Linked DNA regions of Homo sapiens: region 1 is linked to region 2. Evidence: read pairs that join two places in POLR2A ChIA-PET (ENCODE). Cell type or tissue: B cell. All regions are shown on one strand.

Evidence for each region. Peaks named below come from ENCODE experiments on the same cell type or tissue, not always from the same donor. Only the 100,000 strongest peaks of a DNase experiment are listed, where the experiment ranks them.
Region 1: POLR2A ChIA-PET joins it to region 2 with 7 read pairs; 4 of 35 experiments call an interaction of 5 or more read pairs at or near these places.

The regions. Positions count from the first base shown.
Region 1 is chrX:71,536,587-71,541,586 of GRCh38, reverse strand. It overlaps OGT (O-linked N-acetylglucosamine (GlcNAc) transferase), which reads right to left. Exons shown (of 22, transcript NM_181672.3): 3 at 3,515-3,758. Among named protein-coding and RNA genes, the nearest start is that of OGT, 6.0 kb to the right of the region's middle. In B cell, no CTCF peak of the experiment used is centred here; a DNase peak (open chromatin) is centred at 176; H3K27ac peaks cover 3,226 bases.
Region 2 is chrX:71,409,117-71,414,116 of GRCh38, reverse strand. The region is part of intron 28 of TAF1 (TATA-box binding protein associated factor 1); the gene reads right to left. Among named protein-coding and RNA genes, the nearest start is that of TAF1, 45 kb to the right of the region's middle. In B cell, no CTCF peak of the experiment used is centred here; no DNase peak of the experiment used is centred here.

The DNA.
Region 1 (5,000 bases), 130 kb before region 2:
GTCATAAGCACCCACTCGAGGAAATCTTCTGATTAATACTCTCCAACAATTATCATCCAAGGAACTTACACCATTTTTTCCTTTACGGGTCAGGTCCTGTCTTATATTATAACCCGCAACTTCCCCCACAACACATCTCCCCATTTCCTAACAAAGCATTGTATGCACAATAAGCACTCACATATTTAAATGTGACATTTGCACAGCAACCTTAACAAAAAGCAGAACAGAGAAGAATCGAAATATACAACAGAAAGCAGAACAGAGAAGAATCGAAATATATGGTTTTCTACAGTGCAGCTGTATAAGAGAGGCTCAGCAGTAACAAGTAACAAATAACATGACAGGAACACACATGATGGCCAGGATGCCAGCAGCTCTCCATTCTGTGCATCCACAATCAAAGCACAAGCAACAATTCAACAACCTATAGATTCAGAAACAGACCTGTTTAAAACAACTCAGGGTTATAGCCGTTACAGAAAGGACAATTTTATACATAATTTGCAAAAGGAATTGCCAGGTATAGGCAACTCTAGTGAGTCACCATGTCAAAGAACATGTGCTGTCACTGCAAGGTGCTATCTGCAATAACACCTTCAAATACAACAGACTGCCAGGCACAGTGGTTCACGCCTGTAATCCCAGCACTTTGGGAGGCTGAAGCAGGCGGATCTGTTGAGGCCAGGAGTTCAAGACAAGCCTGGCCAACATGGTGAAAGCCTGTTTTTGTAAAAATACAAAAAATTAGCCAGGCATGGTGGTGGGCACCTGTGATCCCAGCTACTTCGGAGGCTGAGGCAGAAGAATCGTTTGAACCCAGGAGGCAGAGGTTGCAGTGAGCCGAGATCGCGCCACTGCACTCCAGCCTGGGTGACAAGGGCAAAACTCCGTCTCCAAAAAAAAAAAAAAAATGACAGACTAAAATCTTACCAAAATTATGAAAACACCCAACATTATAATTATAGAAGATAATTCAGAATGAAAAAAATGAGATAGCTGTCTCAAAGATAATTTCTATAATCAAGTCACAGAGAACAACTTCTAAATTGACATATCTATTAACTTAAAAAGATAAACACTGTTGAAAACAGTTACCAAGGTTACCAAAGATACCACCTTAACATTCTACTCTTTCACTGCTGCAAAACCAAAATAACCTGAGTTTCTTTAACCATTTTTCATAGAATGCCAACTACATCTATGATTCAGGTACACAATGTACTAATGATGCATTTAAGCACTGTCAACAAGAACATAAGGAACAGACGCAAGGTTCTACCAGTACTGAACTGACAACGGGCATTTGACAGTAAGTTTAAATCTAGTTAAGACTTTAGATATCCTGAAATAAATTAAAATATGATCACTATGGCATGTTTAGTTGAAATCAAGGGAACTTGCACAATCCCATTTTCATTCTTATTGGTAAAAACAGTAATAAATAAGTAAAGCAGCACCTTCCACTAGAAGAAACATAGAACCAGATGACAACACATGGCCATTCAATGCATTCAAGAGGTAATCCCATGATTTATTTTAGTACTATCTCACTTCCTTGGTAGGGTACAACAATAAGCTTCCTGCTAACAGCAGGTTAGATATTAAATAGCAAGGTTCCATCTCTCACTTTAGTTTTCCTTCTCAGCATAGTCCTACTGCTTGGGTACACTATCAGTAGCAATGACTGCTCTGCTACACACATAGGCAACTGGAAACCTGAGCCAAGGGCATTAGAGTTAAAGATGGCAAGAACCACAGCTGTGTAAGAGGGTACACTATCAATAAGAGTAGAATCAACCTGATTAATAAAGGTAAAGAACTTACTGTGACAACTGGGTACAGAGGTGAGCCCTGAGCCCTGGGAAAAATGGGGTCCAAGGCCCAGTGGCAGTACATACCAGGCTCCCTAAAACTTTATGTGGGTAACTAGCTAGATTAGTATTGCAATAAAACTTACAAAAAGTCACTCAAATGTACATATATATACACTGAGTGTCTCAGAAAAGATAGACAAGAAATTAGTTTCATTTGCTACCTCCAAGAGTGCTAACTGGAGGTATTCACTGTATCCATTCAAAAACCAATAAATTTAGAAGCTGGGTGTGGTGGCACACACCTATAGTCCCAGCTACTCTGGAGGCTGAGGCAGGAGGACTGCTTGAGCCCAGGAGTATGAGTACAGCCTGGGCAACATAGCAAGACTCCATCTCTTAAAAAAAAATGTTTTTTAAAGCAATGGATTTTCTAAAAAGGACACGTTTAAACTCTCAAAATTAACTACAAAAATTGTTAATAGATATCATCATGAGAAGTGACTTCGGATCTTTGAACAAACTACTAAATTTAGTTTCAGTTTCCTAACCAAAAAATAAGGGACAGCAAAATATGATCAATGGTTTTTTAACTGTGCTCAAGGGCTGCTTTGATGGGTGAGTGCCCTCTGGGCACATCATCCCACTTTTATTTCTTTTCACTTCAACATTTGCTTTGAGGATATTCAGACTCAGGTTTTAATATCTATTAATACTTCATTACTAGCTTTGTCCCCATGAAAGCCACATAACCCTGAGTCCATGGTTTTTTTTTAATTGATAAAAATCAGAAATAATATCATCTATTTTGAAGAATTATTGTGAGGATTAACTAAGACCAATCATTTAAAGCTGTCAGTAGAGTGTCTGACCACACAGACTTTCAGTAAACGGTAGCTAAAATAAACTATTAGCCATTTCCAGGTTGGTTACAAAACTGAATGTTGACAATGTAACTTGGGAACTTTTTCTAGATTTCTATAACCCCACTATCATTTACCTCTTAAGTTTACATCTACTTTCTCTAACTACATCATAAGTTCTGAGGGAAAGTCTTATGTTTTTGTATCTTTCGGAGATCCTAAACACAGTATGAATTTAAGGTCTGCCAGCTGAGCCTTACTTGTTCCCAGAACACATCTGCAACTTAGACAAAAAAAATTTTTAAACTAATCAAAAGCCCAGTATAAGTAGTATCATCTAAATTCTATGACTTCTAATTACATTGAAAGAGAAGAGAATAGGATATTGAGGAAGAAATTTTGTAGCCTAATTTTCACATCATTCCATATAGTGGCATCTTGTTTCAAACTATTTTATATTACAGATTTTACAGATTAAGACCCATTATCCACCATTCCTTGAAAATCAATTAACTTGCAAACACTTATCAGAATTTATCCAAAGTTAATCACAACAGAAAAAAGTCATGTGCTCTGTACTTTATACGTGTTATTTTAAAATTGATGTAGTTTCTTGCAATAAGAATTTTTATGCTTTTTAATATAACTTGCTAAATAAAACAAATATTTTAGCATAACGCAGACCAGCTAAAAGCAATTTCACCATTTTAAGTACATACGCATTTCTAAACTTTTGACTTTATTCCATGTGAAAACCTACTTTAGTGTCTGAAATATCACACTATGTTTCTTTCTGGGTTTCTAGGAAGGGAAAGTAACCATTAAAATTTTACTCACAGGATTGTACTGAAGAGCAGAGACGTAAGCTTGTACTGCCCCTTCCATGTCACCCGCTGCTACCAAGGCGGCTGCCAGGTTAATATAACCATCGATGAAATCAGGTTTGAGACGCAATGCATGTCGATAATGCTCAATTGCCTCCTGCAACTGCCCTCTTTCCTTGTACACATTCCCCAAATTCGAATAAGCTTCTGCCAGAAGGGGGTTCTGTTTAATTGCCAGAGTGCTAAAGTGAGCAGATCTGGAAAAGGCGACAAGTGTTAATGCATGGGTATGCACGTTACAGAAAAGAAGGTATGGCCCATATGCAACTCAAACAGTTTGAGATCTGTGCTATTGCTCATTATATAATACCTTATCTTTTAACTAGTGCATAGCAAGAAAAATTTGGGAAATCAAAGATTTTCAAAAGTGGAGGTATTCTAGATTTCAAAATGAAAAGCTTTTTCTTATTAAATAAAATTATTGGCTGGGCGCAGTGGCTCACGCCTGTAATCCCAGCACTTTGGGAGGCTGAGGCGGGAGGATCACCTGAGGTCAGGTGTTCGAGACCAGCCTGGCCAATATGGTGAAACCCCGTCTCCACTAAAAATACAAAAATTTAGCCACGCATGATGGCAGGCGCCTGTAATCTCAACTACTCAGGAGGCTGAGGCAGGAGAATCGCTTGAACCCGGGAGGCGGAGGTTGCAGTGAGCTGAGATTGCGCCACTGCACTCCAGCCTGGGTGACAAGAGCAAAACTCCACCTCAAAAAAAAGAAAAAAATTCTAACTAGAGTCTTGTTACAAAACTACCACATTGGCCGGGCGCGGTGGCTGATGTCTGTAATCCCAGCACTTTGGGAAGCCAATGCGAGCAGATCACCTGAGGTCGGGAGTTTGAGACCAGCCTGACCAACATGGAGAAACCCCGTTTCTACTAAAAATACAAAAATTAGCTGGGCGTGGTGGCACATGCCTGTAATCCCAGCTACTCAGGAGGCTGAGGCAGAAGAATCGCTTGAACCCAGGAGGCAGAGTTGCAGTGAGCCGAGATGGCGCCGCTGCACTCCAGCCTAGGCAACAAGAGCGAAACTCCGTCTCAAAAAAAAAAAAAAAAAAAAAAACCCACCACATTGGAAATCATGATCATTAAGATAAAAAATGGAAAGCTATGTGCACGAGTCTCATTTTCCATTTAAGATTTAATGATGCACATCTTTAAGTGTCTAAATATGCCAGAATAACAATTATTAAAAGGACAGGAACACAAATTCTTCCCTTTTGATTAATTCAACTGATTAACTAAAAGCAACACACCATAACAACTTAATGAAACTCCAGGTATGCATCTCCTGCCACAGCATACATAACCATCATTTCTGAGCATTTCAGTCCCTCAAACTGACAGGTCTCATGAAAGGGAGACTGGATGCTCAGATATACATTGATAATAATTTATTACCTGAACAGAGTCTAGAAAGCAGCAGACCCAGATAGAAA
Region 2 (5,000 bases):
CTCTCTTGTACATAGGACTACAAGGGAAGAATGCAGACAATCAAATGTGTGGTTGTAGGAGATGAGGCTATAGGTAAAACCTGCCTCCTCATCAGTTATACAACAAATGTCTTTCCTGAGGAGTATATCCCCCCACTGTCTTTGACAATTATAGCGTCCAGACATCCGTGGATGGGCAAATCGTTAGCCTGAACACGTGGGACACTGCTGGCCAAGAGGAGTATGATGACTGCGAACACTCTCCTAACCCCAGACCAGTATCTTTGTTATTTGTTTTTCCATTGGCAACTTAGAATTTCCAATTTATGGGACTTGGTTATCTATGAGTATGGGGAAGTGAAGATGGAATAAATTATGACTATGATTTCTAGGATGTACAACTAGATAGACAATCAGACAATAAGTTGCCAGTTGGGCAATGAAAAATGGACATGTCTGGCAGACAACTAGAAGCACAGGTATGGAGCCCTGAAGAGAGGTATGGGGCTGGAGATAGTGATGTTAACAGATATATTATGGCTGAAGTAATGAGAATGAAAAGGCAAGGAAATGATTCGAGAAAGTATTTCTGGAAAAGGGAGAAGACAGTATCAAGGAGGAAAAAGTGGTCAATAGTGGCAAATGCACAAAAGTTCAAGAATGGTATTTCTAACCATATGCAAAAATTTTCAGCATAATTAGTCAATAGGGAAATGCAAATCAAAATTACAATGAAATACCACTTTACACCCACTAGGATGGTTAGAAGGAAAAAGATAGACAATAACAAGTGTTGATAAGGATATGAAGAAACTGGAACCCTTATACACTGCTGGTGGGATTACAAAATGGTGCAGCTGCTCTGGCAAACAGTTTGGCAGTTCCTCAAAAAGTTAATTAAACATAAGAGTTACCATGTGGACTCAGCAATTCGGCTCCTAGGTACAGACTGAGTATCCCTTATCTGAAATGCTTGGGACCGCAAGTGTTTCAGATTTCAGGTTTTTTAAGAATCTGAAATATTTTGGAATATCTGCAAATATGTGAACATCCCTAATCCGAAAATTAGAAATCCAAATGCTCCAATGAGGATTTCCTTAGAGCATCAAGCAGGCATTCAAAAAGTTTAAGATTTGAGCATGTCAAGTTTTTGGATTTGGGATGCTCGATCTTTATATACCCAAGAGAAATAAAAACAAGTGTCCCTTAACTGTCTTACTTGCCTGACAAATAAAAAAAATTAAAATTAAAAAAAGCAAATGCGTGGTTCATGCCTGTAATCGCGGAACTTTGGGAAGCCCAAGCGGGTGGATCACAAGGCCAGGAGATCAAGACCAACCTGGCTAACACAGTGAAACCGTCTCTACTTAAAATACAAAAAATTAGCCAGGCGTGGGTGGCACGCGCCTATAGCCCTAGCTACTTGGCAGGCTGAGGCAGGAGAATCGCCTGAACCCAGGAGGTGGAGGTTGCAGTGAGCGGAGATCGTGCCACTGCACTCCGGCCTGGGCAACAGAGCAAGACTCTGTCTCCAAAACAAAAAAAACCCCAAATGTCCACACACAAGTCTGTACAAAAATGTTCACAAAATGTTCACAGATGCATTATTTGCATTAGCCAAAATTATAAACAATCTAAAGGTCCATCAATTGACAGACAAAATGTGGGGCATCCATACAATGGAGTATTACATGATTAAAAAAAAATGAGGTTGGGCACAATGGCTCATGCCTGTAATCCCAGCACTTTGGGAGGCCAAGTCAGGAAGATCGCTTGAGCCCAGGAGTTTGAGGCCAGCCTGGGCAACATAGTGAGACTCTTGTCTCTACAAAATAAAAAATAAAAATTAGCCAGGCATGGTGGCATGCGCCTGTGGTTCCAGCTACTTGAGATGCTAAGACGGGAGGATTCCTTGAGCCCGAGAGGGTGAGGCTGCAGTGAGCTATGACTGTACCACTGTACTCTAGCCTGGAAAACACAGTGAGACCCTGTCTCAAAAAAAAAAAAAAAAAAAACCAGGAATGAAGTACTGATACATGTTACAATATGGATGACATGTTAAAACTGACCACTTTAGCCAGCCGGGCGTGGTGGCTCATGCCTGATTTAATCCCAGCACTTTGGGAGGCCGAGGCGGGCAGATCACCTGAGGTTGGGAGTTCAAGACCAGCCCAACAACATGGAGAAACCCCGTCTCTACTAAAAATACAAAATTAGCCGGGAGTGGTGGCGCATGCCTATAATCCCAGGTACTTGGGAGGGTGAGGCAGGAGAATCGCTTGAACCCAGGAGGTGGAGGTTGCGGTGAGCTGAGATCACGCTATCGCATTCCAGCCTGGGCAACAAAAGCGAAACACCATCTCAAACAAACAAACAAACAAAAAACCTGACCACTTTAAATGGTTAAACTGCATGGTACGTGAATTATATTTCAATAAAGGTGTTTAAATAAAAGGTTACTTCTGAAAGGTGGCCAGTGGATCCAGCAATTAGGATGTAGCTGGTACTTCAGCAGAAGACAAGTGCAGGGTTGTGAGGCATAAACAGTAAGTGAAAAAGTGGAGAACAGTATATGGAGCATGGTGGTTAAGAGTACAGGCTCTGACGTTAGATATAACTGGATTAACATCTCTACTTTATCTTTTTTTTTCTTTTTTTTGAGACAGAGTCTCGCTCTCTCGCACAGGCTGGAGTGCCATGGTGCGATCTTGGTTCACTTCAACCTCCACCTCCCAGATTCAAGTGATTCTCATGCCTAAGCCTAGTGGTGGCTCATGCCTGTAATCCCGCCACTTTGAAAAGCCAAGGTCAGTGAATCGCTTGAGGCCAGGAGTTCAAGACCAGCCTGGCCAACATGGTGAAACCCTGTCTCTACTAAAAATACAAAAATTAGCCAGGCGTGGTGGGGCGCAGCTGTAGTTCCAGCTACTTAGGAGGCTGAGGCAGGAGAATCGCTTGAATCCCAGAAAAGGAGGAAGTTGCAGTGAGCCAAGATTGTACCACCACACTCCTCCAGCCTGGGTGACAGAGTGAGACTGCTTCAAAAGAGAAAATCAGCCGGGTGTAGTGGCTCACGCCTGTAATCCCAGCACTTTGGGAGGCTGAGGAGGGCAGATCACCTGAAGTCAGGAGTCCGAGACCAGCCTGGCCAACATGGCAAAACCTCATCTCTACTAAAAATAAAAAAATTAGCCCGGTGTGGTGGTGCATGCCTATAATCCCAGTTACTCAGGAGGGTGAGGCAGGAGAATCGCTTGAACACAGGAGACAGAGATTGCAGTGAACCAAGATCGCAGCACTGCATTCCAGCCTGGGCGACACAGCAAGACTCCATCTCCAAAAAAAGAAAATCACAAATGTAGATTAGAAATGCCCCTAAAAGGCCGGGTGCAGTGTCTCATGCCTGTAATCCCAGCACTTTGGGAGGCCGAGGCGAGTGGATCACGAGGTCAGGAGATCTAGACCATCCTGGCTAACACGGTGAAACCCTGTCTCTACTAAAAATACAAAAAATTAGCCAGGCGTGGTGGCTGGCGCCTGTAGTCCCAGCTACTCGGGAGGCTGAAGCAGCAGAATAGCATGAACCTGAGAGGCGGAGCTTGCAGTGAGCCAAGACAGCGCCACTGCACTCCAGCCTGGGTCAAAGAGCAAGACTCCGTCTCAAAAAAAAAAAAAAAAAAAAAGAAAAAAGAAATGCCCCTAAAGGTAAAGTCATCTTCCTCTTTTATTTTTTTTTTTAGTACATGTGCAGGATGTGCAGATTTGTTACATAGGTAAACGTGTGCCATGGTGGTTTGCTGCACACATCAACCCATCACCTCATCATAAAAAAAATAAATTTTTTTAAGCTATTTAAACACTACGGGCCTGTATGTTCATCTGGAAAATGAGGGTTATAACAGTATCCATTTTAAAGATTTCTTATGGTGAAATAAAGAAAAGAATGCGGCCGGGCGCGGTGGTTCATGCCTGTAATCCTAGCATTTTGGGAGGCCAAGGTGGGTGGATCACAAGGTCAGGAGTTCAAGACCAGCCTGGCCAACATGGAGAAATCCCGTCTCTACTGAAAATACAAAAATTAGCCAGGTGTGGTGGTGGGCGCCTGTGATCCCAGCTACTCGGGAGGCTGAGGCAGGAAAATCACTGGAACCTGGGAGGAGGAGGTTGCAGTGAGACAAGATGGCGCCACTGCACTCCAGCCTGGGCGACAGAGCAAGATTCCATCTCAAAAAAAAAAATAAAAAGAGGTAATATGAGTTGGTCTGGAAATATAGGGAAGAAAGGCATCCCAGAAAGAGAGCAAAGACTGAGAGAGCAAAGACTGCAAAGTCATGAAGAAATGATAAGGGATATTTTGTGAAATATAATGCTGAGTGTGGCAGGGGTCGATAGTGGGTATGGGAGCCAGTTATTGGAGATGGAAAGTAGATAAATGGGTTGGGCCTGCTTGTGAAAGGTTTTAAAATTCACGTAGTACTACTATCCCATGTTTACAGATGAGAAAACTGAGGAGGGTATGAGAAGTTAAATAACTTGTCTATGGTAACTCAATTAGTAAGTGCCAGAGCCATGATTTACACTCTATCTGTACTCCGAATCCCTACATTTATATCTGTGAATCTGTGCTCAAGGATGCAAATGGAAACCAGAAAACCTTATCCTTTACATGCAGAAGCTATACTGTTTCCTCTTTTTAAGACACAGCAACAGGCCAGGCGCAATGGCTCATGCCTGTAATCCTAGCACTTTGGGAGGCCGAGGTGGGCAAGATCGGTTGAGCTCAAGAGTTTGAGACCAGCCTGGGCAACATGGCAAAACCCCATCTCTACCAAAAAAGTACAAAAATTAACAGGGTGTGATGGAAAGCACCTGTAGTCCCAGCTACTCAGGAGGCTACTGGGCAACAGGAATGAAATCCTGTCTCACAAGGGAAAAAAAAAAAAGACAAACAGATTTCTTCCTCTTTGTCTTCTCAGCTTTTGAGCAAAGTGAACATGTAACAGCACCTCTAACAAATTTGT